3 separate regions of the Homo sapiens genome follow, and all the other regions are linked to region 2. A link is an interaction called in ENCODE POLR2A ChIA-PET data of the cell type or tissue named here. Cell type or tissue: MCF 10A. All regions are shown on one strand. Each heading gives the region's core, and the rest is flanking DNA. Links, peaks and the distances in the headings are about the cores only. Region 1 has its middle 57 kb from the start of LINC02357. Region 2 overlaps LOC124900690 (a long non-coding RNA gene). Region 3 overlaps LOC105374542 (a long non-coding RNA gene).

Region 1 (10,763 bases), core at 1,200-9,199, 110 kb before region 2:
ATGCAACCTACCATTGCAGGGAGAACACAGCCATAAATAATACAAAAAGGAATGGGTGTGATTGTGTTCCAATAAAACTTTATTTACAAAAGCAGATGGTGGGCCAGATTTGGCCATAGTCGGCCGACCCTCCTCATTAGAATTAGCTGCTCTAACAGAAACTCAAAATGGCAGCAACATAAACAAACAAGAAGCACACTCCCCTCTCAGGAACAGATTGGGCATAAATACAGTTATGCATTGCTTAGTAACGGGTTTATGTTCTGAGAAATGTGTCATTAGGGGAGTTTGTTATTGTGAGAACATCATAGAGTGTACTTATATACTAGTGTACAAACCTAGATGGTGTAGCCTACTGCACACCTAGGCTATATGGTGTGGCCTATTGCTCCCAGAATACAAACCTGGACAGCATGTGACTGTACTTAATACTACAGGCAACCAGAGCACAATGGGAAGCATTTGTGTATCTAAGCATACCAAAACATAGAAAGGTACAGCAAAAATATGGTATAAAATATTTTTTAAAAATAGTACATCTGTATAGAACACTTACTATAAATGGAGCTTGCAGGACCGCAAGTTGTTCTGGGTGAGTCTGAATAGGTGGTGAGTGGATGCGAAGGCCTAGGACATTACCATCTATACTATATGCTGTAGACTTTATAAACACTGTACACTTAGGCTACACTAAATTTATAAAGAATTTTTTTTCTTTCTTCAACAATATATTAACCTTAGCTTACTATATATAATTTTTTACTTTATAAACTTTTTAATGTTTAAAAAACTTTTTGACTCATAATAACACAGCTTAAAATACACATCGTACAGCTATACAAAAATATTTTCTTTCTTTATACCCTTATTCTATAAGCTATTTTCTATTTTTAACATTTTTATTTCTTTCTTTAAACTGTTAAACTTTGTTGTTAAAAACGAAGACACAAACACACACATTAGCCTGTGCCTCCACAGGGTCAGGGTCATCAATATCACTATCTTCACCCTCCACATCTTGTTCCACTGGAAGGTCTTCAGGGGCATGGAGCTGTCATCTCCTAGGATAACAGTAGTCTTCTGTACTTCCAGAAGTACCTTCCTGAGGCTGTTTTACAGTTAACTTTTTTTTAAATAAGTAGAAGGAATACATTCTAAAATAACAATAAAAAGTATAGTAAATACATGAACCAGTAACATAGTCATTTATTATTATCATGTTTTATGTACTGTACATAATTGTATGTGCTAGATTTTTTATTTCCATAGGTTATTGGGGAACAGGTGATGTTTGGTTATAGGAATATGTTCCTTGGTGGCGATTTGTGAGATTATGGGACACCCATCAGCCGAGCAGTATACCCTGCACACTATTTGTAGTCTTTTATACCTCACCCCTTTCCCACCCTGTCCCCCTGAGTCCCCAAAGTCCATTGTGTCATTCTTATGCCTTTGCATCCTCATAGCTTAGCTCCCACTTATGAGTGAGAACATGCAATGCTTGGTTTTCCATTCCTGAGTTACTTCACTTAGAATAATAATCTCCAGTCTCATCCAGGTCGCTGTGAATGCCATTAACTCATTCCTTTTTATGGCTGAGTAGTATTCCATCATATATATATATATATATATATATATATATATATATATATATATATACCAGTTTCTTTATCCACTCGTTGATTAATGGGCAGTTGGGTTGGTTCCATGTTTTTTCAATTGTGAATTGTGCTGCTATAAACATGAGTGTGCAAGCATCTTTTTCATATAATGACTTCTTTCCCTCTGGGTAGATACCCAGTAGTGAAATTGCTGGATCAAATGGCAGTTCTACTTCTAGTTCTTTAAGGAATCTCCACACTTTTTTCCATAGTGATTATACTAGTTTACAGTCCCACAAGTGGTGTAGAAGTGTTCCGTTTACCGCATCTGTATGTGTTATATTTTTATATGCCTGGCAGCATAATAGGTCTGTTTACATCAGCATTACCACAAACACGTGAGTAATGCATCGTGCTATGATGTTGATTTTTCAGCTTCACATAATCTTATGGGACCACGTCCCATATGCAGTTCATCATTGACCGAATGTCCTTATGTGGCACACGACTGTAGTTCAGGACTGCTATGGCAACAGCAATGTGTCAGAGGCCCGGACACTTTCTATCCTATTCTGCCACCCCTAAGATGTTGTCTTCGGGCACATGGTCTGAGATGACTGACTACCATGTCCACAATCCAGCCAGTAGGAAGGGAAAAAGGGGGAAGGGAAAAGGGGAGAGGAAAGACACATCTCTTCCCTTTAAGGACACCAGTCAGGAATTGCAGTCATCCCTCTTGCTCACATCCTATTGGCCAGAACTTAGTCATCTGGCCACACCTAGCTGCAAGGGTGGCTGGGAAATGTAGGCTATATTCTGAGCAACATGTGGGTAGCTGCTGAAGGCTATGGAGCCCCTCATGGGGCACCCTGTGATGTAGGCAGTGAAGTCCCCTCTCCACCACACATACTTTTATAGGAAGTGGATGGAGCCAGCCTGGGAGTGCAAAGGTTGATTTTTCTACACTACTGACTGAGGAATGTTTTTATGTATCCTGTAATCTCTGAGTAAAAGGCTGTTTAACCTTTCTTGGAAGGCAGGTTTCACATGTAATTCCTTTGGAGAAAGCAGCCAAAAAGATATCTGGAACAGGGAGAAAAATGGCCCTCTTGGGTCAGGTGCAATGGCTCACACCTGTAATCCCAGCACTTTGGGAGGCCAAGGGGAGTGGATCACTTGAGGTCAGGAGTTCAAGATTAGCCTGGCCAACATGGTGAAACCCCATCTCTACCAAAAATACAAAAATTAGCTGAGTGTGGTGGTGCATGCCTGTAATCCCAGCTACTCAGGAGGCTGAGGCAGGAGAATCGCTTAGACCTGGGAGGTGGAGGTTGCAGTGAGCCAAGATGGCACCAGTGCACTCCAGCCTGGGCAATAGAGCAAGACTCCATTTCAAAAAAAAAAAAAAATCGTCCCTCTTCTTTAGTTACCAGCAGGCACCCTCATGGCGGATTATAGGATGCCTGAGGATTCCACCCATAAGAACAATGCAGCTGGAGAGGCAGCATAACAGCTCCTCCACATGCTCTCTCCAGGTGTGCGGATGGGGATACACCTCTCCTCTATGGTGTCTGTCACACACAATGTGTATGGATATAGATGTATCACTGCCTGTGTGCTCCAACCTTACATCTAGATTTTAAAGCCCTTAAGAATTGCTTTAAAAAAAAAATCCATCTTTGCATTCCTGAAGGAGCAAACACCAGCCTTTCCAGATGTATTCAATTCCTTGAATGGAAAAGATCAAGCACTTTAAAAAGTCTGCACTTTTTAAAGAAACACCTATTTAGTGCCAGGCACTAGGGATTTGGGATACAAAGATGAAAATTGGTAGTCCCTGCCTCTTATGGAGGCTTTTAGCCTAGGAAGGAGACAGACACTGCTGAAGACATCTGTTGTTTTTTGGCTTCCCGCCCCCAACCCCAACTTCCTCCTAGCCCATCACTCCCCTTTTCGGGGAATCCCCCATTGTGTATTTTGAGGTGGGTAGCCTGTCTCCCACTACAGTAGCCAAAAGAGACAGATACTCCTCTCTCTTTCCCTTTTCCATTTCTGGTACGGCACAGGTGGGCATATGACTAGGCTTAGCCAATCAGATGCTTTCCTGGGACGTGGACTCTTGAAAGTGCTGTAAGAAACTTGGCTCTAGCTGTAGGTTATAGTCATTATGATACTGGTGGCAGGTCAAACTAATGCCCTGCTCATTTTCCAAACTTGTTCTGCAGCCTTTCTTTGATTTTGAGAACCTCTAATATCATCCCAATATATTCATTTATTTCCCTCAAGGCGGCCAGCATTGGTTCTGTGGGTTGTGGTCAACAACCAAATTCCCTCCTAATGCAAAAATGATCATCTACTTAGGTGCTTTTGAATGCAAAGGTAAGAAGTCTACTCCAGTTACATCAAATAAGTTGAGTTTATTGTAGGAACACAGAGAACCATATGGACAGTGGAAAAGCCTAAGAATTTAAGGCCAGCTGCCATTACAGGAGAGTCTTCATGAACTTCATGGACTGAGCTTAAAAGGTCATTACGCCTTAAAGGACAACTCTATCCCAGTCACACAGGGATGTGTGGTGCCCCTAGTCTTGATGAAGGATTCAGCCGACCACACACGTCACTCTGAAGCTGAGATAGCACTGAGAATTTCAGCCAGTCATTGGATATGGGCTTCCCTGGGAAGGGTGCATGATCTTGGGTGGGGTGACTTTCTTTAAAAGAGATGCTTCCTGAAGACAGCTGGCAACTGAGGGCTGTCTGTTGGCAGCACTCCCAGTGGCACAGAGAAGAAATCTATCATTCCTGAAGAGGAATCCGGGCAGCACATCACAGCATCTGCTACATCAGATCTTTCTGTATTTCATGACCTTTCAGCTTCCGTTGCTGCTGCTCATTGCTAAAGTCTTTCCCAATTCAAATCACTGACAGTGAGAATCTGATCTGACCTAGTCCACATCAAAGGTCACCAACCATATGGAGATTGGCTCTCCTTGGCTATGGTTGGGTAGCAGGATCATGTGGTAGAAATGCACTCTCTCCCAGCCTCACCAGTTTGACAGGGTCTGTGGGCAGAGCTGGAGGAAAATCTTTTGGTAGGCATCAGGCATGATGGCATGTCTTGCCCATATACCAATAAACAATTGTAATGTGGTACAGAGGATGGAGTATATAAGTATGTAAGATGGAGTATATCAGCATAAAGTGGGTGGAGTAAATATATAAGTACAGTTTGTATAGGGAACAAAACACCTAAATCTACCTATTAGATCCCAGGAAGGTTCCCCATAGACTTGAACTAGGACTTGAAAGATGAGCTAGGAATAGGGTTTTGCCCAGCAGGTAAGTAGAGTAAGACACTCCAAGTAGAGGGAAACATATGTACACAGAGACATGAGATAAATCATTGTGGCCCTAAAGAGGTTGGCCTCCCAGCCACCCCATGTACTCACTGCCTCTTAACCAGATGCCTGAGAGGCATTTTTGGCAGCTGCTCAGAGGGAAACATGCCACCCATTGATTCATCTGGGGCACTCCCTGCTCCCACCTTTCATGAGCTGGTGTCAGTGGGTTCTCTGGGCCAAGTTATGCCCCACCCTGATCCTGTTTGACTTGTGTGCTCTGCCAGGATCCCTGCAAGAGATGGCATGGCCTGGGGCCCCTGCTGCCTTTCAGATAACAGCAGCAGCCAGGCCAAGGCAAATACTAGTCCCTCCTCATATAGGTGAGGCTCCCACTGATGTCAGCTGGGCCTTGGGAAGGCAGGAAGCAGGTGGGTTTAGTTGCCAACTTGGCTCTGGAAGGCAGCTCTGTTGTTCCTATTTCTTCATACTAAAAATGGAAGGATTCCCAGAAGAGGTGTGGAGGTTCTACCTATGGCCTCCAGGGGCACTGAAAGTTTGCTGACTTTTAAAGCACACACAAATGTGACAATGAATAACACCTACAACAAAGAAAAAGACATCACCATCAGCAAGTTTGCAAGATAATAATAATGGCAAACATTTATTGAGCACTTTCTATGTGCCAAGCAGTAGTTTACAGGAATTAAATTATATAGCCATCACAAAAACCCTGCAAGATAGACCCTCTGATTATCCCTATTTGACACATTAAGAAATAGAGGAACAGAAGAAATGAAGTAGCTATGCCCCAAATCCCACACTTTGTAAATGGATTTGAGCTCAATCCCCTCCTTCTCAATCACTATACAGTATGATATACAATATACACTATTCCAAATTAGCCTATATTCTGATGACTAAACGGGCATCTTATGAGATGATGTCTGATATGGTTTGGCTGTGTCCCCACCCAAATCTCATCTTGAATTGTAGCTCCCACAATTCCTACATGTTGTGAAAGGGATCTGGTGAGAGATAATAGAATCATGGGGGTGGTTTCCCCCATATTGTTCTTATGGTAGTGAATAAGTTTCACAAGATCTGATGGTTTTATAAGAGGTTCTCCCTTTTGCTTGGCTCTCATTTTCTCTCTTGTCTGCCGCCATGTAAGATGTGCCTTTCACCTTCTGCCATGATTGTAAGGCCTCCCCAGCTACGTGGAACTATGAGTCCATTAAACTTCTTTTTCATTGTAAATTACCCAGTCGTGGGTATGTCTTTATCAGCAGATGAAAGTAGACTAATACAATGTCTGAAAATGCTCAACAATTTATTAATACAAATTCTTTCACTTACATTGTCTCACTTCATCTTCATATTAGTTCAATGAGGGAGTCAAGGCAAATGATGTCATTCCCATTTTACAGATAAGAAAATGGAGGCTCAGAGAAGTAAATTAATAATCAGTAAGTGGCCAGCTTAGCACCTCAAATAGGTGTTCTGTTTCCCAGCCCAGTGATTTTTCCATCCTACCCTGCCGTGAATCATTTCAAAGGAGCCTAAGAGTATCTGTATCCAAAAATATGTCCTTAAATATGTGGACCCTAAAAGTACTTCAAAGTGACTACACATTGGTGTTGTACATCTATTTCATATAGTGGATATTTTCTAAAGCATGAACATTAAGTAAAATTGGAGTAAAGTTGAGTGGAAAGAGCTCTGAGCTGCAAGTCAAGAGTCCTGGGTTCTCATCTTTGCTCCATCCTGCATGCCAAATAACCTTAACTAATAACTTACTTTGGGGGACCTCATTTTTCTCATCTGAAAAACCAATGAGTTTTTATGAACTTACTGTCCCTTACAACTCTTAAATTATAGATATGATGATGCTATTGTAAGACGGGGTTACCTATCAATCTCCAAATCCACCTAGTTTACAGTTGAAGACTTTCAGCAACCAGCATCTGTATAATGGCAACCCGGCCTGTTCATTCCTGGGTGTTCCCTATCTAGCCTCCAGACAGCAGACTCAAGATGGTCTATCTAGGATGGAGGTGGACATCACCTGAATTTTTTTTTTATTTCTTTAATATTGATGGCAGAGAGATTAATTTATTTTTATTTTTATTTTTTTGAGATGGAGTCTCTCTCTGTCTCCCAGGCTGGGGTGCAGCAGCGCCATCTCAGCTCACTGCAACCTCTGCCTCCCAGGTCCAAGCGATTCTCCTGCCTCAGCCTTCTTAGTAGCTGGGAGTACAGGCGTGCACCACCACGCCCAGCTAATTTTTGTGTTTTTAGTAGAGACAGGGTTTCACCATGTTGGCCAGGCTGGTCTCAAACTCCTTTCCTTAAGTGATCCTCCTGCCTCGGCCTCCAAAGTGCTGGGATTACAGGCATGAGCCACCATGCCCAGCCTCAGAGGGATTATTTTTAAAGAATCAAAGCAAATCAAGAGGTGGTACCTACCTAAATACATACACCCGCACCTTCTTGAACAGGCAAGTTAGGCCAGCACATAGTTCACCTCGATAGATACAACACAGGAGTTGAGTGCTCACTGCCCATCCTCCTCCCCAAGGAGTGGTTACATCTTCTCACTATGAGTAATTAAGGACAGGCCTCAGTTTTGGTCCATTTTTGAATCATTCTCTTACTTGAACTCCAAATTTGTCTGCTTGGGTTTGTCAGCTTCTGTGGGCAGGGACGTCTTGAGAAGCATGCCGGCTGCAGCCGCTCCTCAGGTCTCCCCTGCCTGGTCTCAGTCCTTATTTTTTCAAGCTTCACGTCCTCTACTGAAGCTGCAGCAACCGAGTCCTGCCACTTTTCCTGTTCTCTTTCTCACTCATTTTCTCTCTGTATTTCCACATTCACGACTCCCATTACTCTCCCCGTAACACCACAGTGTTTCCTAAACTTCAATGATCTACTCCTTTTTCTATGAGAAGAAAAAAATTCTGTGCACTCCTTTACCACCGTCACTCTGTGAGAGTTGATGTGAATTATGTTTCTTTTTATCTCATCACCTGAAAATGTACAAATATAAACCAGGTTTTTAAAAATCCTTAGGTTTACAGCTCTCACATGATTTTTAAAAATGAATCTTACAAATAGAGTACAAGCAACACTACAAAATCCTCATTAATTTAATGTGTTAATTTAATGTGGCAGATGATGCTGTTTGAAACTGCTAAAATTACATTTCGGCGTGGAATGTGACTGTGGCATGGGCCACGATGGCTTGGGATCTTCTAAGCTTAGCATGCCTGTGCCATCATGTACCACGTGAGGATTGATTCTCCCATCTTTTTCTGCCATCCAAGCTACGGTCTAGTCTTCATTTGTGCAACATGCCAACTGGCCTCAGCTTATCAGAAACGCATCATTTACATATCGAGGCTCCCTGCGTTCTTTTCTCATTAGCCTGTGATAATTTAGGTTGAGTGCCATTGTGATAAAAACACAGCACAGGCGGCGGAAGCTGTGGCACTAGTAGGTTACTAGGTTACAAGGTGGTTGCCATGTTTTTCAAACTGGGTCACATCCCTATGCAGTCACATCCCTGCATCATGAGATCAATTTAGTAAGCTGTTACAAGCAATTTTTTAAAAAATGTTACAGAAAAGAGAAAATATCAAGTATTACGTGGTGTCAGAATAAGTATTCAGAAAATTGTTTTACACACACACACACAGACACACACACTCACATAACCAATCCAAACAGATGCCAGTATTGCTTCTGGGGAAGGTCCGTGGAAGCCCACTGAAATAGGCTAAATAGTGACCCCAAAAGATATCAGGTCCTAATCCCTGGAACCTGCAAATGTTGCTTTATAAGCAAAAAGTGTCTTTGCAGATATGATTAAAGTAAGGACAATGAGATGGATAGATTTTCCTGGATTATCCATGTGGGCCCTAAATGTAATCACAGGTATCCTTATAAGAGAAAGACAGAGGGAGATTTGATCAAGACAGAATGGTGGCCCTGTTGACTCCTTGGTTTTGACCCAGTGAAACTGACTTCAGACTTGCGGCTTCCCAAGCTGGGAGAGAATGAATTCTGTTTTTGAAACCACCCCATTTGTGGTTGTTTGTTACAGCAGCCACAGGAAACCAATAGATCCCACCTCTCCCCTCACCACCACTGGTGGGTGCTTTCGGGGGTAGTTGAAGGCAATCCCCGAGGAAGTACCAAGACTATTAGCGGGGTAGGGTGGTGACACGTAGGCTCAGAGCCATTTCTCAAGTGGTTTGGAGTATTATAGTATTTTCACAACTGGTACACCTGGACTGGTCTAGACTGGCTGTCTGTCAGTTCTATTTGTGCATGGACATCAGTGACGGAAACTGGGCCACTGTGTAAGATGGATTCCTTCTGTGGGTGGCTGCCAAAAAAAAAAAGTTTGAAGGTCTCTAATTCATATGACCCAGTCTATGCTTAGACTGACTAACTATTTTTTTAGGTCACCATCCATATGAAAACACAAAATTTAAATATTCTCACAGAGACTCTGTGGACTCCAAGATTCACCTGCAGGCACTCAAGGACCCTTGGGCCCCACTTTAAGAAACTCAGTAAGAACCCTCTTCCCCCAGCATCAGACAATTATTGTATCTCTTGGACCTTGAGCCTAATTAGGGTGGGCTCAGCCACCCCCAGGTGTGCCCACCTGAGCTCCCTTCCAGAGCTGCTCATGGCACCTGCTCCTCCCAGAGCTGCTCATGGCACCTGCTCCTTCCAGAGCTGTCTGCCCAGGAGTGTGGGTTTGAGGCTTCTGGGAGGCCCCACCCTTGGCTGTGGAAGCTGGGAGCCACTGGGACCACCTGCCCTCCCGCTGCACTGTACCTCTCTCTCTGCCCCAGGACTCATATACCCTTTTCTTCCAGGAAACCCCTGGGTCTTCGCTGGCCATAGCCTCAGAGGACTGACTTAGCCCTACAGTCTAAAAGTAAAGATTTGGAGCAAAAACTGCTTCAAAAACAAAACAAAACAAAACCACTGTCACTGGGGTGTAACCAACTTCTTTCTCTGGGGCCTCTTTTCTGTTACTCTTTACTTCTCAACCCCCCCACCCCACATCCCAGCCCTGATGCAAGAGGGGGCAGGGTCCTTACCTAACAACCAGAAAGCCCGTGTCTGTGCTTCTAAATCCCTAAGGCCCTGCTCCATCATAGGTGGGTTTTCGTACTGTTATTGGTAGCTCTGCCTCCCTTTGTGGCAGAAAAGCCAAGAGCCACCTCCCTTTGGGTTCCATGAGCCTTCCTACGTCTTTCCCAAACCAGGTCACACCTGAGCTTCAGCTCCACCTTGAGGCCACCAGAGGTGCCTGCCCTGAGGTGAAACCTCGGTGTGACCCAGGCAGGTGTCCTCTCTGGCCAAACCATTTCCTTGCACATGCACCAGTCAACTGTCATAGCAATAGCCATCATCTGAGACAGCCCTTTACATACTGTTTTCACGTATGTCTGCTCATTGGACCCTCATCTTGACTTTGGGAATTCGTTGTGTTTCCATCACCCCAGTTTACAGATAAAAAACTGAGACTCAAGGCCAAGTGCAATGGTTCATGCCTGGAATCCCAGCACTTTGAGGTGAGGGCAGACAGATTGCTTGAGCTCAGGAGCTCAAGACCAGCCTGAGCAACAGGCAAGACCTCATCTCTACTAAAAAACAAACAAACAAAAAACTGAGACTCAGAGTTCAAGGGACTCATTGCTCTACTATTATTCACAGGGGGCCCCTAACCCCAGGCTGCAGACCCATATGGTCCATGGCCTGTTAGAAACCAGGCCACACAGCGGGTGAGCAGTAGGTGAGCAAG
Region 2 (10,763 bases), core at 1,118-9,117:
GCTAATAATAACGATAACATCTAACTCTTATGCAGTAGATACTGTAATATGCTAGGCATTGTTCCAAGTGCTTTACATATATTAACTGCTTTCATCTTCACCAAAACCCTTGCAGTTAGGTCCTATTTTAACCCCCATTTTATAGATGAGGACACAGGCATGAGGAGGTCAGTAACATGTTTATGGACACGTAGTGAATAAGTGGCAGAGCCAGGGTTGGACCTTGAAAGACTAACTCCAATGAGTCCCATTCTAACCACCAGCCTCTACTGCCCACACATAGTTGCTTGTGTTATATAGATTTCTTTGTTTCATTAAGTGATCTTTATTTCTGATGCGACCAATGGCATATTTTTATTTCCTTACAAATCAGTTCAGTTCAGTTCTCTTCTATTTTTTTTCAAATAACCATTAGCTTTCCACACTTTCGACCTAGCATCAAAATAGCCCACAAAATATATTTATAGCAAAATATAAATGACAAGCATAGCTTTAGGATTCTGATCCCTTGTCATGAAGTGTGATGAAGTATATCCACTGATATATTTTGACATTTTGAGTAAAGTACTCCAATTGACTGTCATTTTTAGCACGTCACCCAGAGATAATGGCAAGAATAAACCCCTCCCCCAGGCTCTCTGACAACATCAAACAAGGAAACGCATAAGCAGGCTCTATAAACATCAGCAAAAGTGATGGATTCTGAACATAAAAATGTGGAGGTAGAAGAAACAGCCATTTCTGCGATCTGACCTATTTACCAAGTCTGTTTATTCACCGAAGGAGCAATTTCAACATTTTAACTGTGTCTTACACTCAAAAGAGCCATAAAACCATAGGAGAAAGGCTAGAGCCTCAAGGAGCTGACAGGTTGATTACTTTAAATGGAATTAAACAATTGATTTAGCTGGGCGATTAGCTTGAACTGCTATCTGCATTTAAGGGAGCAGTTTTTTGACTGAGATGACTAATCAGTTCAACCCACTTGTAAATCTAGAACATATGATCCAAAAGGAGATGTACCTAATACTTTTTTTTTAACTTTTTACTTTTTTTAATTGCACTTTTTTTTTTTTTTTAGACAGAGTTTCACTCTCGTTGCCCAGGCTGGAGTGCAGTGGCAAGATCTCGGCTCACTGCAACCTCTGCCTCCCAGGTTCAAGCGATTCTCCTGCCTCAGCCTCCAGAGTAGCTGGGATTATAGGCACCCGCCACCATGCCCAGCTACTTTTTGTATTTTTAGTAGAGATGGGGTTTCACCATGTTGGCCAGGCTAGTCTCGAATGCCTGACCTCAAGTGATCTGCCCGTTTCGGCCTCCCAAAGTGTTGGGATTACAGGCATGAGCCACGGCGCCCAGCCTATTTTTTTGTATTTTTAGTAGAGATGGGGTTTCACCGTGTTAGCCAGGATGGTCTCGAACTCGTGACCTCAGGTGATCCACTCGCCTCAGCCTCCCAAAATGCTGGGATTATAAGCGTGAGCCACTGCGCCTGACCTTATGCTTTATTTTTTTTTAATTTTAATTTTTATTTATTTTTATTTATTTATTTATTTTTTTAGACAGAGTCTCACTCTGTCGCCCAGGCTGGAGTGCAGTGGTGCGATCTTGGCTCATTGCAACCTCCACCTCCCGAGTTCAAGCAATTCTTCTGCCTCAGCCTCCCAAGTATCTGGGACTACAGGCATGCATCACCATGCTCGGCCAATTTTTTTTTGTATTTTTAGTAGAGACGGGGTTTCACCATGTTGGTTAGGCTGGTCTCAAACTTCTGATCTCAAATGATCCAACCTCCTCAGCCTCCCAAAGTGCTGGGATTACAGGCATGAACCACCATGCCCAATCAGTTGCTTTATTTGTAAATGAAGACATTTTAATATCTTTTTATTTTCCAACTTATATATTTAAGTTCAGGGGCACATGTGCAGCATGTGCAGGTTTGTTACATAGGTAAACACGTGCCATGGTGATTTGCTGTACAGATCATCCCATCACCTGGGTATTAAGCCCAGCATTCATTAACTATTCTTCCTGATACTCTCCCTCCTCCCAGCCCTTAATTACTTTTTGTAGAGACAGGCTGGTCTCAAATTCCTGGCCTCAAGCAATCCACCTCGGCATCCCAAAGTCCTCCTAGGGTTACAGACATGAGCCGCTACACCCAGCCAATTAAGTTTAAAATTTCTGTTTTATTAGTTCCAATTTCTCTCCCATCTAAATGCACTTGGGAGTCTTAGTGGAGCAATCTGTAACAGAATGTTCTTAAGTGTAAGAACAAACACATCTCTTCTCTATAACAACAACAACGATAATAATAATCATTTACTGAGCACTTACTATGTGCTTTATCTCCATTATTAGAGAAAGATTTCAGAGTGGAGTTCAAGTATGTGGTCCCTGCAGCCAGTTCCACAGTTGTGTGGCTGGGAGCAAATGGCTTGGATCTCTCTGTGCTTCATTCCCTCATTTGTAAATCATGAAACCTGTGTCATAAGACTTATTACAATTAAATAAATCCCTATATGTAAAGAGAGTGCGGGGAACCTGCTATAATTTGACTATTGTAATTTATGTTCCTAAACACCATCTAAGTTTTGTAATATTATTTCTATGTTGCAGTTAAAAGAAGTAAAGTTCAAAAAGATAAATAATTGGACCAAAGTCTCACATGCAGAGAGAGCAGCTGCTTTTCCTTCTCCAGATGTACAAGTAGTGTTGTATGCACTGCAGAAACAGTAAACACAACCTCTTTTTTCTATAGCTGACATCCTGAAATGATTAAGATTTGGGATAGTTGGTACTTGATTGCACTTTTATTTCCCCAGAGGATAAATAAATCATTCATGAATACATTTGATAAGAGAATGTATGGAGCTATAAATTAAAATACTGGGGGGGAAAACTATAAATGATTATCTCCACATTATTCTAATATCCATTGTTAGAGGCATTTATACAACCCACAGGTGTCCACATACAAGCTCTTCTGTTTCACATTTTCTGTGTCTTATTACCTACCATCTGATTTGGTAACAGGTTTCCTTGCAAAAAGTTTCCTTCTTCACTTAGGGCTGAATTCAATTATCCTTCAGAAAATCATATACCCTGATTCCCCAGTCTCTTCAGTTTCGTTAAGATGTTGCCTTGTCTCCACTTCGTATGCGTCATGTTAGTTTATTACTCAGCTGCTGACACTACCTTCTCATTTTAGTTTTCTGTTTGATTTCTCCCAGTGTCGTTATTATTGGGATCCTTAGTACCTTCACCATTGTTATAACTCCTTTTCATTTTCAGTCTGTCTCTTCAAAATAAAATCAGAGCAAATAAAACAGGCACAGGCTATATGCCGTTATGCAAAGCACTGATATCAAACAAGATCAAGATCTCATTGATATAAAAACTGAGAATCCTTTTCAAAAGGAAATTGGAAAGCAGATCTGTGAAGTGTCTCTTTTTGCAAAAATCAAAGAGGAACAAGTGATTAGCCATGAATGGTTCTGTTCTTATGAATTCAAGACACCTTAATAGTAGGTGGCATAGAATATCATTAAGAATAACAGGATGTCTCTAGCTTAGGCAGGAAACCATTTTCAAAAAATGTCAGAGCTCATTGTACAAAAAAAAATTCATAATTGCAAAGAAGTAATGGTGGATTCTAGTTTGGGGTTTGGAGGTGAATAAACATAGCTTAGAAACTATAGGGGCTTCCTGTTTTGAATTTAGGAGAAGCCACGACTTTTGCAAATATTTTTAGATGTAATGTTTATGGAAGGCAAAGAATGTTAACCCAGAATGTTGGATAGTACAGCTAGATGTTGGTTTGTACATTCTAAGTCATTTAGAATATTGGACAGAGTACTGAACTACTACTGTACTTTTTCCTTCATTTCTTGCCTAAAAAGGGCAATAGTGAGAAAATGACTTTAACCAAAATATTCAACAAGCATTTATTAAGTCTGTGGTACAAATAGCATTCTGCAGAAAGCAGTCCTATTAGACCCAAAGGAAGCAGAAGATGAAATACACACGCCTGACAATTTAATAGGGGATGGAGAATAATAAACATATAAGCCTGAAAGAACCAGAGAATGATTCCGTAGTAATACTAAAATTTGTGGCATACTCTTCCCCCAGATAACCACAGGCTCATTTTCTTACCTTGTTCAAGTCTTTGCTCAAATGTTACCTTTTCAGTGAGAACTTCCCTGGCCACTCTCTATATAAATTGTACCAGTCTACTCCACAAACCCTGTCTCTGTCCCCCGTTCCTGTTTACTTTTCCTTATCACCTTGTAGTTAATTACATAATTTTGTTTTTCAACTATCTTATTTTCTTATTTATTTATTTATTTATTTATTTGAGATAGAGTCTCGCTCTGTCACCCAGGCTGGAGTGCAGTGGTGAGATCTAGGCTCACTGCAACCTCCTACTCCCTGGTTCAAGCGATTCTCCTGCCTCAGCCTCCTAAGTAGCTGGGATTACAGGCACATGCCACCACGCCCAGCTAATTTTTGTATTTTTAGTAGAGACGGGGTTTCACCATGTTGGCCAGGCTGGTTTCGAACTCCTGACCTCAAGTGATCGCCCACCTCGGCCTCCCAAAATGCTGGGATTACAGGTGTGAGCCACTGTGCCCGGCCTGTTTCTCAACTATCTTATAACTCCACCCTATCCACTGCTGAATAAAGCCTTCATAACAACAGGGGAATTGTGCATTTTGCTCATTACTAAATCCTTAGCAGGTGATAGAGTACCTGGCACATAGTAAGTGTTCAAAAAAAAACCTTGCTTAATCAAGTATCTAATATGTATGTCAGACTACTTATTAGTGCTGAAAAAATTCAAAATAAGTAACCTTTGGCAATGTTAATGAGAAAAAGTTTATTGGAAGAAGGGATGTGTGTGCTTTTCAAGCCAAAACAAATTGATTTGATCAAACATAATGATTACAACGTAGGTTTTGAGTTCTAGACCAAACTCTGCCTCTATTTAGCTATGTGACCTAAATAAGATGTGTAACTTTGTTTTTTTGTGGATCTCTGAAGGTATTTATACCTGGGCCAAGAACTTATGTCTTTACATGGATTAACATTTAAAAACAAAAACAAAAACACTTCTAACAGAATTACAACTTTTTTTTCTTAGCTTCTCCTGGCCAAAGCAGCTATTCTTGACCATGCTTTATACCATGATCATCTTTGGTGATGCAATTTAGGAATGACTGGCCTTAGGCAAATCAGTGAAAGAAAGTTCCCTCCCAATTGCAGTTACTGGGCCCCATTTCTGCCTTCTCCAGGCTCTCATGATGCCCTCTAGCTGTTCCAGAGCTCTCTGGGGCACCCAGCCAGGCTTGCCTGCTCCCAGTGTAAACCATACTCAGAAATTATGTTTTCCTGTCCTTTGCTCTCCAAGCAAAAAGCCTGCCTCTTCAGTCTCCTGCCAGTTAGGACTGGATCCTGATGAGCTAATTCCCTTTAGGGTGAGAATGACAGATTGTTGGCTAAGCTAACCTTCTGTTTTCCTCACCACCAAAGTGAAGCCCAATGCTAAAGAAGGAATTGGAAGGGAAGGGAACTTCCAAATATCCAGTGCCTAGAATCTGCCTGAACTTTCAATATATTCAATCATTTTATCCACAACCAGGTAGATGATATTTACTCTCTAAGGAGCTGAAGTTCATGAGAGGTAAAATATGGACAGGTTCCAAAACTTTCTGTATTATCACATCAGCACACTGAATAAATGAGCCCAGAAATAGAATTGTGGATACTATTGCAGACTTCTGGGGCAATATTTTGGGGATTGAGGAAAGAGGTCCTTTGTGGCATCCTGTATCAGCCACGTAAACTCTGGCTGTGACCTTGAGTGAGTAGGCCCTGTGACCTTCAATAAGCAATTTAACCTCTCTTATAGCTTCGATGTCCTCATCTGAAAAATGGGGAATACTAATAGTATCTGTAGTCATTATTTCCTGCTTGTAACAAGTCGCTCCACAAATTAGTGGCTTAAAACAATAGTCATCCCTATAGTTCAGGAATTCAGGAGTGCCTCAGGTTGGGTAGTTTTCATTCAGGGTCTCTCATGAAGTTGCAGTCAGATGTTAGCTGGGGTCTGCATTCATCTGAAAGCCTGACTGGGGCTGGTGGAACCACTTCCAAGGTGGGGCACTCACATTGGCTGACAAATTAGTTCCTTTCCACATGGGCTCTCCACAGTACTGCTTGAGTGTCTTGGCAAAATGGCAGCTGGCTTCATCCAGAGCAAGCAATTCAAGAGACCAAGATGGAAGCTCAATGACTTTATTCCTAACCTTGGAAATCTCACAGCATCACCTATGTGATAGTGTATTAGTCACACAAGACAGTCCCTAACTCAATGTGGATGGGACCACACAAGGGCCCTTTTGGAGATTTCTGCAACAGTATCTCTATTATCAGGAAGATTAAATGAAACAACCCATGTTAAGCCCCGTACATTGTAAACACTGACTAACCGGTAGCTATTATTACAATGGCCCTAAAGTGCTCAATGCCTGCCTATACTAAGGCTGGTGCTGATTCTGATGTCTACTCTGAGTTTGATTTTATTGGATTTTAACAACAGACTCCCTTGTGAAATGCTTGAGCCCACATTAGAACCCAGTAGGAAGAAGCCAGAAAGCCGTAGAGCTCAGGCAAAACAGCAGCAACAACAAACACCAGTTCAATGAACCCATGAAGCAAATGACATCTGGGTGCCGGGCTCCTGAGTACCAACAGCAGCTGGTTGGCCCTGGCAGACTCGATAGCTCTGGGAAGCACCTGGAGAACCTTATCACTACCTGATCACGAAGTCAGGAGATCAAGACCATCCTGGTCTCCTGAATAGCAACAGCAACAACAATTTCTCTATCTGTATTCTTATCTGTGTGTGCTGTCACTTAAGTATATAGTGCAATGTTTTTCAAATTTGTGTCCTGGGAAACACTACTGCAAAAAAAATATTAATAGATGGGTCTCAAAAAAAAAAATCATTATGGTCGAATAAATTTGAAAAGGCTGCCTATTAAATCCTTTCTCGAAGCCTCACAGTGCATATTTTGCACGGTGTTAAAGACTCTAGGAAGTCCTAGGATTAAATAATAAGAAAAATTAGAAGGAAAATGTTTGTTTAGTTGGATTTGACTCAACATTTCCATCATCTTGCAAACTTGTCAGTGCAAACACACTATTTTTCCTTCCACTACAGGTATAAGCCTTCTATCTGGAAGATGCTTGTGATAAGTGAAGAAACAGGGTTTTAGGGGGTTGAATCCAGCATTGCCTACTTACTAGAGCCATGATCACGAGAAAATCACTTCAATTTTTTGACCCTCGGTCTCCCTATCAGTACAATTTGGACAATACACACTTAATTGGGCTGTTGAGAGAATTAAATAATAAAGATACCTAGCCTGGTGTTTGGATCCCAATAAGAGTTTGGACTTGCAGCTTGACACTTTGAGTTCCAATCCTAGCTCTATCATGAAGGAGCTATTTGAGTTTGTTTTGTTTTTTGTTTTGTTTTGAGATGAGGTCTCACTATGTTGACCAAGCTGATTTTGCACTCCTGGCCTCAAGTGATCCTCCCATCTCAGCCACCCAAAGTACTGGAATTAAATTACAGTTATGAGCCATCATGTCCGGCCATTAAAGAGCTATTTGATCCTGACCAAAAATTTTGTGTGTGTTTGTTTCATTTGTTTGTTTTGAGACAGGGTCTCACCCTGTTGCCCAGGCTGGAATACAGTGACACAATCACAGATCACTACAGCATCGACCTCCCAGCCTCAAGTAATCCTCCCATCTCAGCTTCCTGAGTAGCTGGGACCACAGGCGCGCACCACCGTGCCTGGCTAATGTTTTTATTTTTTGTAGAGACAGAGTTTTGTCATGTTGCCCAGGCTGGTCTTGAACTTCTGGGCTCAAGTGATCTGCCTGCCTCAGCCTCCCAAAGTGCTGGGATTACAGGCATGAGCCACCATGCTTGGCTCAACCAAGTTCTTAACTTCTTTGAGCCTCAGCTTTCTTGTCTGTAAAACAAGGAGAATCATTGTATTAATGTATCTCATAGCTTCTATGCAGGGATAAAATAGAAGGAAGTATGGAAAGTGTAGTAAACATGCTTGGCACACTACAAGAGTTTTATAGTTGTAGGGTATCATCATTACTGTTGTGGCCAAAGGTCACAGAGCTGGTAAGTGACAAAGTCAATAAATGAATCCCAGCCTGACTCAGTGTGTGTGCACCTTCCCCTCTGCTGTGACATAGAAACAATCAACAGAAATGAGATGCAGTCGTTTTGAGAGCAGCTTTGGGGAGAGGGTTGGGCCAGCAGTTGGAGACAAGTGGGTGGTCATAATTCCGGAGAGCTTCCCAGAAGTGGTGGGGTCGCGGGAGGATATCTAGAGACAAGGAGGCAGGTGGCTGGGCAGATGGGGATGGCAGGGTTTACACAGTCAGGACAGCCAGGACAACGGCTTGGAAGAGTGAGTGGCGGCGGCTGTAAGACGCCAGCTTTGTTGGAACAAAGCAGCAGGTGAGAGAGCCACAGAGATCAACGCTCCAGGCACCCAGGGAGAGCAGACGCAGAAGAAAACACTTGGCAGGAACAGGGCGGCACCATTTGCCTTTTTCAATCAATCAGACAACAATTGAGGGATGGCCTATGAAGCAAAGCCCTATTCCCCAACCCCCACACACACCACCAAAGCAACGACTGCTCAGATAATAGCCTAACTTCCAAGACCTGCTCCTCCCTCCTCAAGCCAGCCGGACCATGATCAGCCATATAGAAATTTATTTTTATTACTGAGCTCCTATTTCTGCTTTTGCCATCACCACAGATCAGTTCGGGTTTTGTATCCCAGCCAAGTGCTTTTCATATTTTCCAGATCACTCAAAAGTCTGTATCCGCTGCCTGGAGCAGGTTTAAGGAACAATCTGAGATTTCTTTCTGAATAAGCAGTTATTTGTACTTTGTTTTGCTTTTCTTGGTTACTGAAGAGAAACAGTGACATAAAGAAAGCACTGGTAACACTTTGCATTGAGCAGCACAAATGTCAATGGTAGTGACTCTGCAAATAAATAGTTACATTGTCAGGCGCACAAGAGTCTCATTGAGGAAATCTGTGCTGTGACTGCTAACAGGGTTAACACTTTAAGCACAATGTAATCAAGAAAAGGCTTGTAAACTTTGCTCCAAGTGACCTCTGCCTGTACTAAAAGCAAATGTCAACCAAGGATCCCAGGATACATTTTCAGAGCAGTCATGGTGTAGTTAATGCATCCTTTATAGTGCACTGGAGGGAAGGGAAGGAAAGTAACAGAGAAGAGAAGAAAAAAAGGAGAAGAGAAGAGGGGAGGGGAGGGGAGGGGAGAGGAGAGGAGAGGAGAGACCTGGGTAGAGTTAAACTTTGTTTATGGGGAAATGGCAAAGTCCCCTTGTTTCAGTGATGACAGTGAATTCCGTTATGCTGTTTCATTCTCTATTTTCATCACAGTTCCACTCAAAGCCAAAATATATTTTTTAATGAATTGTAAAATGTAGTTTTCCACTTTGCAAAATTTTTCTTGTAAAGGATGTTTTATAAAGAAAATAAGATCCTGTTAGCAGAAATTTAAGTGACGAAATACTTAGGACTCCCAGCACCCCGTCCTCTGAGCCTTGGCAGAGCAAAGTTCCGTGTGAGCAAAACTTCCCTGTCATTCCCTGTTTAGAGTTGCCAGATTTCACAAATAATACAGAATGCCCAATTAACACTGAATTTCAGATAAATCACAAATAATATTTTTAGTGTAACTATACCCCAACATCGCATGAGGCCTACTAAAAAATCATTTGCCGTTTATCTGAAATGCAAATTTAACTGGATGTCCTGTTTTTCATTTAACAACTCTACTTCTGTTAGTTACTCTTCTTTCTTACCTTGACTTTTACTTTTTGCCATTCCCTGGGATACCCCGTCTGGGTCATTCATTCCTCCTTTCAAATACTTTATTCTCTAAACTATACCCTCCTCTCCAGATCAATAACATTCACACAGTATGAATTAATCTGGGACAGACATTTAGAAGAAATTCGTCTGAACATATAATTATTAAACACCCACAAAGTGCCAGATGTAGGATTAGAGGGAGAGAAAAGCAACCAAGCTATACCCGTGCTGAAGTAGGGAAGGACGTATTTAAGAAGAACATGAGGAAGAGCATGTTTTAGTGGGCTCTTGTCTATGGAAGGGGGTCCTTGATGTCTTCAGAAGGTGAAAACCAAAATGATCATTTGGATTCCAGATTCATCTGTTGAACCCATACTGCATTCCAGGTTTAATGTTAGATAGACCTTTCATGTTTATCCTGCTGATTTTCTTCTTGAAATTTTCACACAGAAGATGTGAAAAGGTTTTGGACTCTCAAACTGCCTTCGTTTTGTGCAATATCCTGTGACCCCCAATAGTTGATGAGAAAGAGGGAGAAAGGTCTCCAAGTTGAGAAAGGATTCCTGGGGTCATTCCTTATTATGGGCCCTCATCTCCAGGACAAAGTGGGGTGCAGAAAGCAAATCAAGGCTTTACTAATCCATACTTTATAATTGGCAACAACATATCACACGTATATAAATGAGGAGTTGTGAAGTTGAAGCCTGAGCAACAAGCCAAAACCCCCGTTTCTACAAAAAATTAGCCAGGCATGGTGGTGTGCACCTGTGGTCCCAGCTACCAGGGAGGCTGAGGTGGGAGGATCAC
Region 3 (10,763 bases), core at 1,701-9,700, 55 kb after region 2:
CCCGGCTGAACTCTTTTTAAAGTCTTTTGTTTGAGATTAAAAACAACAACAACCAGTCTGTTGTGTGTCCTCCATCCCCAGAACAGGTTAAACTTAACTTTTTTTTTTTCTTTTGAAATGAAGTCTTACTCTGTCACCCAGGCTGGAGTGCAGTGGCACAATCTCAGCTCACTGCAACCTCCACCTCCCGGGTTCAAGTGATTTTCCTGCCTCAGCCTCCTGAGTAGCTGGGACTACAGGTGCCCACCACCACGCCTGGTTAATTTTTGTATTTTTAGTAGAGATGAGGTTTCACCATATTGGCCAGGCTGATCTCGAACTCCTGACCTTGTGATCCGCCCACCTCGGCCTCCCAAAGTGCTGGGATTACAGGTGTGAGCCACCACACCCGGCCAAACTTAACTTTTTATTCAAACATATATCTCAGTGTCCAGACTCCGGAAAGGCATTTCTGTATAGCAGGCCCAGTCTCAGATAAATATTCTAAACTTCCACCCCTCCGCCCCCACCCCCGCCACTTACCATGGTGATAACTGGGCCCCAGTGTTATGGAACTAGTAGCATCTGCCACCTCCATTCAGTTATCTATTAGGGCATAACAAGTTACCCCAAAACACAGCCGCTTCAAACAATAAACGCATATTATCTCTACCCCATTTCATTCCTGCCACCTCTAGTATAAGAACAACTATCTACATCCGGTGCTGGTAAAACCCCTACTGTCATTTCAAAGAGTCTCCTCCAAGATCTCTCTGCCTCAAAATTTTAATAAATGAATATTACAGTTTGAAAAAAATAGAATGTGAGAGAAGGGAGACAAAACATTGGTATCAATAGTGACTGCCATCAACTCTACACCTCACACCAAAACCCTTATGTAAAAATGGCATGTTACCTGCTTAATGATACTGATACGTTAAAAAAAAAAAAAAAAAAAAAAAAGTGGCACATTATCAAATGCATTCCAGACAAGTTTCCTGAAGCATCTTCCAACCAGAATGCAATCCTTTTAATTCAATCTTATGCAGAAATTCTCGAGCCATCCCTGTCTGAATATAAATTACTATGTGTATACCCAAAGACTAACAGCAAATTGTTGGATATATGAGTGAAATTACCCACTGAGAGAGTATTCAAAATTTTAGTCCAGACCAGCCTGGGCAACATAGGGAGACCCCATCGCTACAAAAAATTATTTTTAAAAATTAGCCGGGCTTAGTGGCGTATGCCTGTAGTCCTAGCTGCTCAGTACACTTGCTTGAGCCCAGGAATTCAAGGCTGCAGTGCGCTATGATCGTGCCGCTGCACTCCAGTCTGGGCGGCAGAGTGAAAGCTTAGGCTAAAAATCTTTAAAACATGTTTTCATCCTACCATATTAATTTGGAAGACTGGCTTTAAATATCACGTGGGACAGTAATTATAGAACATGTACTGTGGGCTGGGCATGATGACTAGCGCCTGTAATCCCAACATTTTTGGTGGCCAAAGCGGAAGGATCGCTTGAGCCCAGGAGTTTGAGAGCAGCCAGGGCAACACAGTGAGACCAGGTCTCTTTAAAAATAAAAAATTAGCCAGATGCGTGGTGGTGAGCACCTGTGGTCCCAGCTACTTAGGAGGCTGAAGGATCACATGAGCCAAAGAAATCAAGGCTCTCGTGAGCTGTGGTCGCACCACTGCACTCCAGCCTGTATGAAAAACCGAGACCCTGCCTCAAAAAAAAAAAAAAAAAAAAAAGAGACAAACAAAATAATTCATGTACTTTAAGCTCTTGGCTTAAAGCTTTGAATCTCACATGTGATCTCTCTGTCCTTCAATATCCTATAATTCATTGTTCTGACTGCACATAGAACATCCCATTCTTACCAGATTGGGGGAACTTCAGGACCAGAATTTAGGCTTAAATTTTTTGATTCCATACAGCATCTTACAAACAGCAGGTGTTCATGTCAATATATATTAATTATGTGCAATTTCTTTATCTGAGGGGCACCCTTTCTTTTGTAAAATGATGTTGTAAAGTAAAACCTCTTTTTTTTTTTTTTTTGGTCGGAGCCTCCCTCCGTCACCCAGGCTGGAGTGCAGTGGCCACTATCTCTGTTCACTGCAGCCTCCGCCTCCTGGGTTCAAGCCATTCTCCTGCTTCAGCTTCCCAAGTAGCTGGGATCACGGGGATGCACCACCACGCCTGGCTAATTTTTGTATTTTTCATATAGACGGGGTTTCTCCATGTTGTCCAGGCTGGTCTCGAACTCCTCACCTCAGGTGATCCGCCCACCTCGGCCTCCCAAAGTGCTGGGATTACAGGCGTGAGCCGCCGCACCTGGCCTAAACTAAAAGCTTTAGGTTGGCACATTTTCAGGTGAAAAAGACAAAGGAAAGAGCTAGCATGCTACGGTAAAAAGAGAGTATTGATTTTAAACCATGTCACTGTTCTGAGATCTGTGCTCAAAAATAAAGGAGTATTTTAGGTCATTGGAAAAAGAAGAAAGAGAGAAAAGATTGGGCACAGTGGTTCGTGCCTGTAATCCCAGCACTTTAAGAGGCCAAGGTAAGAGAATCACTTGAAGCCAGGAGTTTGAGACCAGCCTGGGCAGCATAGCGAGACCCCATCTCTAGCAAAAAAAGTAAAAAATATAATAACAATTAGCCAGACATGGTGGCATGCTCCTGTAGTCCCAGTTACTCAGAAGGCTCGAGTGGGAAGATCGCTTGAGTCAGGGAGATGGAGGCTACAGTAAGTTGTAATCATGCTGCTGCAGTCCAGCTTGGCTGACAAAGTGAGACCTTGCCTCGGAAAGGAAAGGAAAGGAAAGGAAAGGACAGGAGAGGAGAGGGGAGGGGAGGGGAGGGGAGGGGAGGGGAGGGGAGGGGAGGGGAGGAGCAGAGAAGAGAAGAAAAGAGAAGAAAAGAAAAGAAAGGAAAGGAAGGAAAGGAGGGAAGAAAAGAAAGAGAAAGAAAGAAGAAAACGAGAAAGGGAGGGAGGAAGGCAGGAAGGCAGGACAGAAGAACGCAGGCAGGCAGGCAAGATGGAAGGAAGGAAGGGAGGGAGGGAGGGAAAGAGAAAGAAGGAGAAAGAAGAACTCCAATAGAAGAAGACCAGGGAAGGGTCTAGGCCTAATTTTGTCATTTATTTAAATGTCTTTGAGCATCTCATTGAACTCTCTCTGCTTCTCTGCATTTGCATCTGCAAAATGAGGAAACTGCACATGACTCTGAGGTGATTTCCCACTCAATGATCCTAAGATATTTGAGTACTTGAATATCCTTCAATGATAACATCTGGGAAGAGTATAAAGTCTGATATTAGTCCTCAGTAGTGCTCTCCAAAAGGATGGGTAGATAACTACAGACATTTTTAATTACATATCACTGAGTAACAAATTACCTCCAAATTTAGGAGCTTAAGGCAAGAATAAACATTTATTCTCTCACAGAGTTTCTCAGGGTCAGGAATCCAGGAGTGGCTTAGCTGGGAGGTTCTAGCTTGGGATCTATAAAGGGATTGTAGTCAAGAAGTTGGCTGGACATACAGTCTTCTGAAAATTTGACTAAGGCTGAAGAATCTGTTTCCAAGGTGGCGCTCTCATGGCCGATGGCAGAGTCTTCAGTTGCTTATCACAGGGACTTCCTTGCAGAGCTGTTTGAGTGCCCCTCTGGCATGGCAGTTGGCTTCTTCTGCAATGAGTGATCTAAGAGCAAGAGCAAGGAGGAAGCCACAATGCATGTAATGACTTATTCTCACGGGTTGCACATTGTCACTGCTGCCACATTGAATTCGCTAAAACTCAGTTACTGACTACAGACCACACCCTAGGAGAGAAGAATTAGGCTCCACTTCTTGAAAGGAGTATCAAAGAACTTGCAAATTTATTTGTGAGTTTATTTTAAAAGCCCTCACAAACACGTATTCTTTAAACTAGAGTGGCTCAGCCCTGCAAGACAGGGAAGTTATAACAACCAACATTTCTAGAGTGACTCACTGTTTAGAAAGTATTTCCCCATGTTTTCTCATTGGGTTGTCACAACCCCCCAGTGGAACAACAGCATTAATATCCCCACTTAAAAATGAGGAAATGGAAGCGAGGTCACTTTTGTACAGTTATTTAACAAGTAAGTTGTATAGCTGGGGATTAAGCCCAGCACAAAGCATAAGGCCTTTTCACCATCCTTCAAATGAGAAACTTGGCATGAAGGCCTTTGCACAGAAAAGTTTCATTAGGAAGATTGACTATTCCTTACTTCCTACCAATTGTTTTTACCTATTTTATTAAATTTTTTTATGTTTAACTTACATACTTCCAAAATTACTTGAAGCAGTTTACAAATAAAATGTTTAAGAAAGAAAGAGGAGTAGGGCTGGGCCTGGTGGCTCATGCCTGTAATCCCAGCACTTTGGGAGGCCGAGGTGGACAGATCACTAGAGGTCAGGAGTTCAAGACCAGCCTGGCCAACATAGTGAAACCCCATCTCTACTAAAAATACAAAAATTAGCTGGGCACAGTGGCAGGTGCCTGTGATCCCAGCTACTTGGGAGGCTGAGGTGGGAGAACCACTTGAACCTGAGAGTGGTATGCAGGTCAAACCACTGCACTCCAGCCTCAGCGACAGAGTGAGACTTGGTCTCAAAAAAAAAAAAAAAAAAAAAAAGAAAAAGAAAAAGGAGTAAATAATTCTAGGCACCAGAAATGATCATATTACAACACTTGGCAATAAATTTGGTTCAGATCTTTCTGGCAGCAGAGGTGAAAAGAGAAGCGTGATAGGCTGCAGAGATTTCACTTTCTGACAAGAGTGAGCATGCATGCTATCATTGCCTGAAGCTAAATTCAAGAAGGACTTTATCACGTGGAGTTGTGTAGAGTTAATACCGCTTAACATTGTGGTCAGTATCTTCAATCACACGCTTGCAAAAGATGTACTCATATTAACCCTGAATGTAAACAGAGGACACACCTCACCTGTAAGTTGGTTAATATATTTGAGGAAGAAGCTGAGGAAAGGTGGCCCAGGTACCTTTCTCTCTAATGTCTTTACCAAATTAAGGCATAGAACTTGGAGAATATACAGGAATTGAAGGTTGATCTGTCTGGTGGACTGTCTCTCAAGTATCAGAGTTGTGAGAGTGCTTGAATGACCTGCTAAATCTTGTTAATTTGTCTTGGCATCTTGTAACAGGTACCTACCTGTAATATAAATATTCTATATTGTCAATTAATTAAGGACTTTGCTAAAAGAGAGCAAGGAATGCCAATATAAAGTTAAAGAAAAATATAAAATAAATAAGTTAGGCTGGGCATGGTGACTCATGTCTGAAATCCCAGGACTTTGGGAGGACATGGTGGGAGGGTTGCTTGAGGCCAGGAGTTCGAAACCAGCCTAGGCAAAACAGCGAGACCCCACCTCCCATCTCTACATGTGACTTAAAAAACTTAGCTGGGCATGGTGGTACATGCCTGTAGTCCTAGCTACTTGGAAGACTGTGACAGGAGGTTCACTTGAGCTCAGGAGTTTGAGGCTGCAGTGAGCTATGATTGCACCACAGAACGAGACCCTGTCTAAAAAAAAAAAAAAAAAAAAGTAAAAAAAGTTAGACCGCATGAGCTGTAATAACCCTTTTTGGACCAATATGCTGTGACTCTGTGGCTTTAAGGATGAGATGCCAATATGCATTCTTGTCCCAGTAGAGAGCCAGCCCAGTTTGGCCTGGGTGTGAGAAGCAAAGCTATCAAAAGCTTTGGCCAATTTTTTCCCCCAAAAGGAATTCCAAATATATCCAAGCTTCTATGTTAGTGACTGATTGAAACCAAAGCTTTATACCATATGACATAGAATCCTGGAATAGATAACTTTAGGCTGAAGAAAAAAGAAAAGTTAAGGCAGGTGTGAGCAGCTGTCCAGTTCTGCCATAAAAGAAATCAAGTTTAACTTCAGCGATAACATGCCTTCTTTTAAGCACTCGAGTTTTGTTAGGTTCTCTCCAGTTGGCTGAAAATTACACCCTAAATATTCCTCTAAAAGTAGATAACTTAGTGCACTTTTATTTAATATTACAGTACTTATAAAGGTTTCTATTAATGGGTCTCCTCCTTCGAGAAGAGAATCGTAAATGAAATACATAAAGATTAATAGCCTTTATTTATTTCTTAAACCAGCTGGTCTTCCTCTAAGAAAGCAGATATGCTAAAGTAAATAATCCTTCATTTTAAAAAATAGAAAGCATTCCCCTTGAATGCTGTTTACTGGCTGTGAGCAAATAGGTATTCACTTAGAAGGCTTTGCTCTCTGTTTATTACCCATATTTCTATAATACCTGCTTCAGAAGTGTTGCAGAAAGACAAAATTAATGTGCATGGAAAAAAAGCAGAGAAAATGAGTGTTAATCTTTGTGGAACAATCCAGAGTCCAGAGAAAGAGGCGAGTAGGGGGAGAAGCCACTTGTTGGAATGACTAGTATATTAAGATTCTCTTCTGGGTTATGGGTTAACATCTGCATCATTGAGGTCTATTCACAACAGGATATTGTTCAGTATAACTTTTTGCATCCAACAGAAATACAAATATTAATTTTCATGGCATAGAGAAAACTTCAAAATTTGGGAAAGTACTGAAGGATGTTATCACAAAGTTGTCATTTAGAGTCCAAGAACAGTCTTAACAATTGTACAAGCTTCAGAGCAAGGGCAGAAAATCAAGACATCAAATTGTCATGTGGGAAATCTATTCTGGGGAGTTGTAGAATAAATACTCACTAATAAGAAAAGGTGGGGAAGGTCCTTCTAAGCAAAGGAAATGAGTGACAAGACAAGCAGGTATGAATGACTTTTTTTTTTTTTTGAGATGGAGTCTCGCTCTGTCGCCCAGGCCAGAGTGCAGTGGCACAGTCCCTGCTCACTGCAACCTCCGCCTCCTGGGTTCAAGTGATTCTCCTGCCTCAGCCTCCTGAGTAACTGGGATTACAGGCATGCGCTGCCATGCCTGGTTAATTTTTGTATTTTAATAGAGACAGGGTTTCACCATGTTGGCCAGGCTGGTCTTGAACTCCTGACCTCCGTTGATCCACCTGCCTCGGCCTCCCAAAGGTCTGGGATTATAGGTGTGAGTCACTGCGTCCAGCCCTTCAGTTTGTTTTTTAAGGTTTTACATATATTTTTATTTTTTCCAGTTTTATTGAGGTATACTTGACAAATAAAACCATACAAGTTTAACGTGTACAATGTGACGATTTGATATATGTACATATTGTGAAATGATTACCACAATCAAGTTAGTTAACACATCCCTCACGTCACACTTTTACTTTTTTTAATGTGTGGTGAAAATATTTAAGATCTAATGTCTTAGCAGATTTCAAGTGTGCAATACAGTATTGGCAATTATTGCCACCATGCTTTATATTTAGTCTCCAGAACTTACTCATCTTATAACTGAAAGTTTGTACATTTTGACCAACATCTTTCCATTTTCCCTACTCCTCAGCCCCTGGCAACCTCTATTCTATTCTCTGCTTCTATGAGTTCAACTTCATAGATTTTACATAAAAGTGACATCACACAGTATTTGCCTTTCTCTGTGTGACTTATTTCATTTAGCATAATGGCCTCAAGTTGCATCCATGTTGTTGCAAATGGCAAAATTTCCTCACTTTTTTTTTATGACTGAATAATATATATATTTTTATGAGATGGAGTCTAGCTCTGTTGCCCAGGCTGGTATGCAGTGGCACAATCTCGGCTCACTGCAACCTCTGCCTCCCGGGTTCAAGCGATTCTCCTGTCTCAGCCTCCCGAGTAGCTGGGATTACAGCCGCCCACCATCGGGCTCAGCTAACTTTTGTTATTTTTAGTAGAGACGAGGTTTCACCATGTTGGCCAGGCTGGTCTCAAACTCCTGACCTCAAGTGAGCCACCTGCCTTGGCCTCCCAAATTGCCGGGATTACAGGTGCGAGCCACTGAGCCTGGCCAAAATCCTAACAGAATAACATTCTATTGTGTATGTATTAAAAAACTGTGGTGTGTGTGTATGTGTGAGGTATATACATATATATATATATGGTGTGTTTATATATATATATGTGTATCACAATTTTTTAATCCATTCATCCATCAGTGGACACTTAGGTTGTTTCCATGTCTTGGCTATTGTGAATAATGCTCCAATGAACATGGGCATGCAGATATCACTTTGATATATGGTTTCCTTCTGATGTTATACCCAGAAATGGGACTGCTGGTTCATTAGGGTAGATAGCATATTTGGATCTGTATACTATGGACACTTGGATATAGCTGGAGCACAAGGTACAGGGAGGGGAGTGAGAATGGGAGAGTAGGCTGGAAAGGTAAGCAGAAGCCACACTCTGAAGGGGCTCTTAGGCCAGTTGGGGTCCTTCTACTGCATAACCCAGGTTCCTCCTCAGGCCCAAGTAGGCTCTTAGCATTCCCTTTTCTTCCTCAGCTGCAGGCCTCAGGGCTTTGCTAGGTTTCCCCCCTTTACTAGGTGTTACCACTCACCCCATCTCTTGCATCTGGAAGGTGGTGCCCTCAGCTTCCTTTTTTTTTTTATTTTGTTTATTGCAAGACAGCACAGAGTCAGCTTGGCATGATGGCTCACACCTGTAATCCCAGCACTTTGGGAGGCTGAGGCAGGAGGATTGCTTGAGCCCAGGAGTTCAAGGGCAGCCTGGGCAACATAGTGAGATCCTGTCCTCACAAAAAATTTTTTTTAATTAGCCAAGTCTGGTGGCACATGCCTAAAGTCTCAGCTACTTGGGAGGCTGAGGCAGAAAGTTTGCTTGAACCCAGGAGTTCGGGGCTGCACTGAGCTGTGATTGTGCCATAGTACTCCAGCCTGGGTGACAGAGTGAGACCATGTCTCCAAAATAAGAAATAAAAAAATAAAAAGCACAGAGTTTTTATATTAAAAGATTTTCCAATGCTAATTATGATGGCAAAACAATTCAGGAATGACAAAAATAATAGACATGTATATGAGAAGTGTTTTTTTCTTCTTTTTTTGAGATGGAGTCTCGATTTGTCACCAAGGCTGGAGTGCAGTGGCACGATCTCTGCTCACTGCAACCTCTGCCTCCCAGGTTCAAGCAATTCTCCTGCCTCAGCTTCCCCAGTAGCTGGGATTACAGGCATGTGCCACCACACTCAGCTAATTTTTGTGTTTTTGGTAGAGACAGGGTTTCACCATGCTGGCCAAGCTGGTCTCGAGCTCCTGACCTCAGGTAATCTGCTCACCTCAACCTCCCAAAGTGCTGGGATTACTGGCATGAGCCATGGCACCCGGCCAGGAAGTTGTTTTTGTTTTTGTTTTTGTTTTTGTTTTTGTTTTTGTTTTTGTTTTTTTGAGATGGAGTCTCACTCTGTCGCCCAGATTGGAGTGCAGTGGCACCATCTCAGCTCACTGCAACCTCTGTCACCCGGGTTCAAGCAATTCTCCTGCCTCAGCCTCCCGAGTAGCTGGGATTACAGGCACCTGCCACCATGCCTGGCTAATTTTTGTAGTTTTTAGTAGAGACAGGGTTTCACCATCTTGGCCAGGCTAGTCTTGAACTCCTGACCTTGTGATCCACCCGCCTTGGCCTCCCAAAGTGCTGGGAATACAGGCATGAGCCATCACGCCCGGCTGGGAAGTTTTAAATTTAGGAGTAAGATGATCTGATTTACATTTTTAAAAGTACTCCAGATGTCGTGTAGAGAGTGGATTGTAGGGGACGGGAGTGGAGTAGAGGTCGGGAGAAGCAGGGAAGGTAACACAGGTACCTAGAAAGAGGTGATGGTGCCCCGGACTAGGGCGTAGAAGGAAGATGGTCAAAATTTTTATATGTAGGCTGGGTGCAATGGCTCATGCCTGTAATCTCAGCATTTTGGGAGGTCGAGGTGGGTGAATCACTTGAGGCCAGGAGTTCAAAACCAGCCTGGCCAACATGGTGAAACCCTGTCTCTACTAAAAATACAAAAAAATTAGCCGGGCATGGTGGTGTGTGCCTGTAATCCCAGCTACTCGGGAGGCTGAGGCACAAGAATCACCTGGGAGGTGAAGGTTGCAGTGAGCTGAGATCGCGCCATTGCACTCCAGCCTGGGAGACACAGCAAGACTCCGTCTCAAAAAAAAAAAAAAATTATTACATGTGGGCATAGTTTAACAATAGGACTAACAAGACCTGCCACCGGGTTGGATAGGGCTGATGACGGAAAGAGGAATCAGGGATAAACCGTGAACCCCTGGAGGGTATTACTCTGTTCACCAGGCTTTGCCCTTCTTAGGAATGATCCCTTCTGGACATTTCCTCTGGATTAATGGGTTTTGGGCTTTGGGACAAAGAGCCGTAAATCACTGAAAACATTTCAGCAGGGAAATGACAAGACATTACATTTTTCTCCCCTCCACTAGGCTTACATTTCCTCCAATGAGAATGACTTTGTGGAATGAAATGACAAGTATATGGCCGTTGTCCAGGAAGAAAGGGTGCATCAGTGTGTGTGTGTGTGTGTGTGTGTGGGTGTGTGTGTGTGCATGGGTGTGTGTGGGTCTTCCACACATGCACATACGTGTGAGGGAGAAAGATGCTTCTTCCCTTCCATTCACGGCATGAATTGTTTTATCTCATTGTAAGTAGTTAATGCTAGTAGTTGTTGCAGTAGTAGTAGTAGTGGACATATTAGTGCCCAACTCTCTGCTTCTTAAAAAAGTAGCAGTCTGCTTTTTAGGAAGCAGAAAGTTGGGCACTAATGTGATGGAGTGTAGGATCAAA

The links. Peaks named below come from ENCODE experiments on the same cell type or tissue, not always from the same donor. Only the 100,000 strongest peaks of a DNase experiment are listed, where the experiment ranks them.
Region 1: POLR2A ChIA-PET joins it to region 2 with 28 read pairs; 2 of 35 experiments call an interaction of 5 or more read pairs at or near these places.
Region 3: POLR2A ChIA-PET joins it to region 2 with 31 read pairs; 3 of 35 experiments call an interaction of 5 or more read pairs at or near these places.

Annotation. Positions count from the first base shown.
Region 1 is chr4:26,122,804-26,133,566 of GRCh38, forward strand. It overlaps a transcript of RBPJ not described here. Among named protein-coding and RNA genes, the nearest start is that of LINC02357, 57 kb to the left of the region's middle. RefSeq lists an enhancer at 7,503-7,692. In MCF 10A, for the core only: a CTCF peak has its summit at 5,547; a DNase peak (open chromatin) is centred at 5,238.
Region 2 is chr4:26,230,351-26,241,113 of GRCh38, forward strand. All of the region lies in intron 1 of LOC124900690 (a long non-coding RNA gene), which reads right to left. It also overlaps a transcript of RBPJ not described here. Among named protein-coding and RNA genes, the nearest start is that of RBPJ, 85 kb to the right of the region's middle. RefSeq lists enhancers at 7,998-8,548, 8,549-9,097. In MCF 10A, for the core only: no CTCF peak of the experiment used is centred there; a DNase peak (open chromatin) is centred at 5,381.
Region 3 is chr4:26,284,761-26,295,523 of GRCh38, forward strand. LOC105374542 (a long non-coding RNA gene) reads right to left here. Exons shown (of 2, transcript XR_925508.3): 2 at 3,393-3,689. It also overlaps a transcript of RBPJ not described here. Among named protein-coding and RNA genes, the nearest start is that of RBPJ, 31 kb to the right of the region's middle. RefSeq lists an enhancer at 3,885-3,934 and a silencer at 4,105-4,154. In MCF 10A, for the core only: no CTCF peak of the experiment used is centred there; a DNase peak (open chromatin) is centred at 4,831.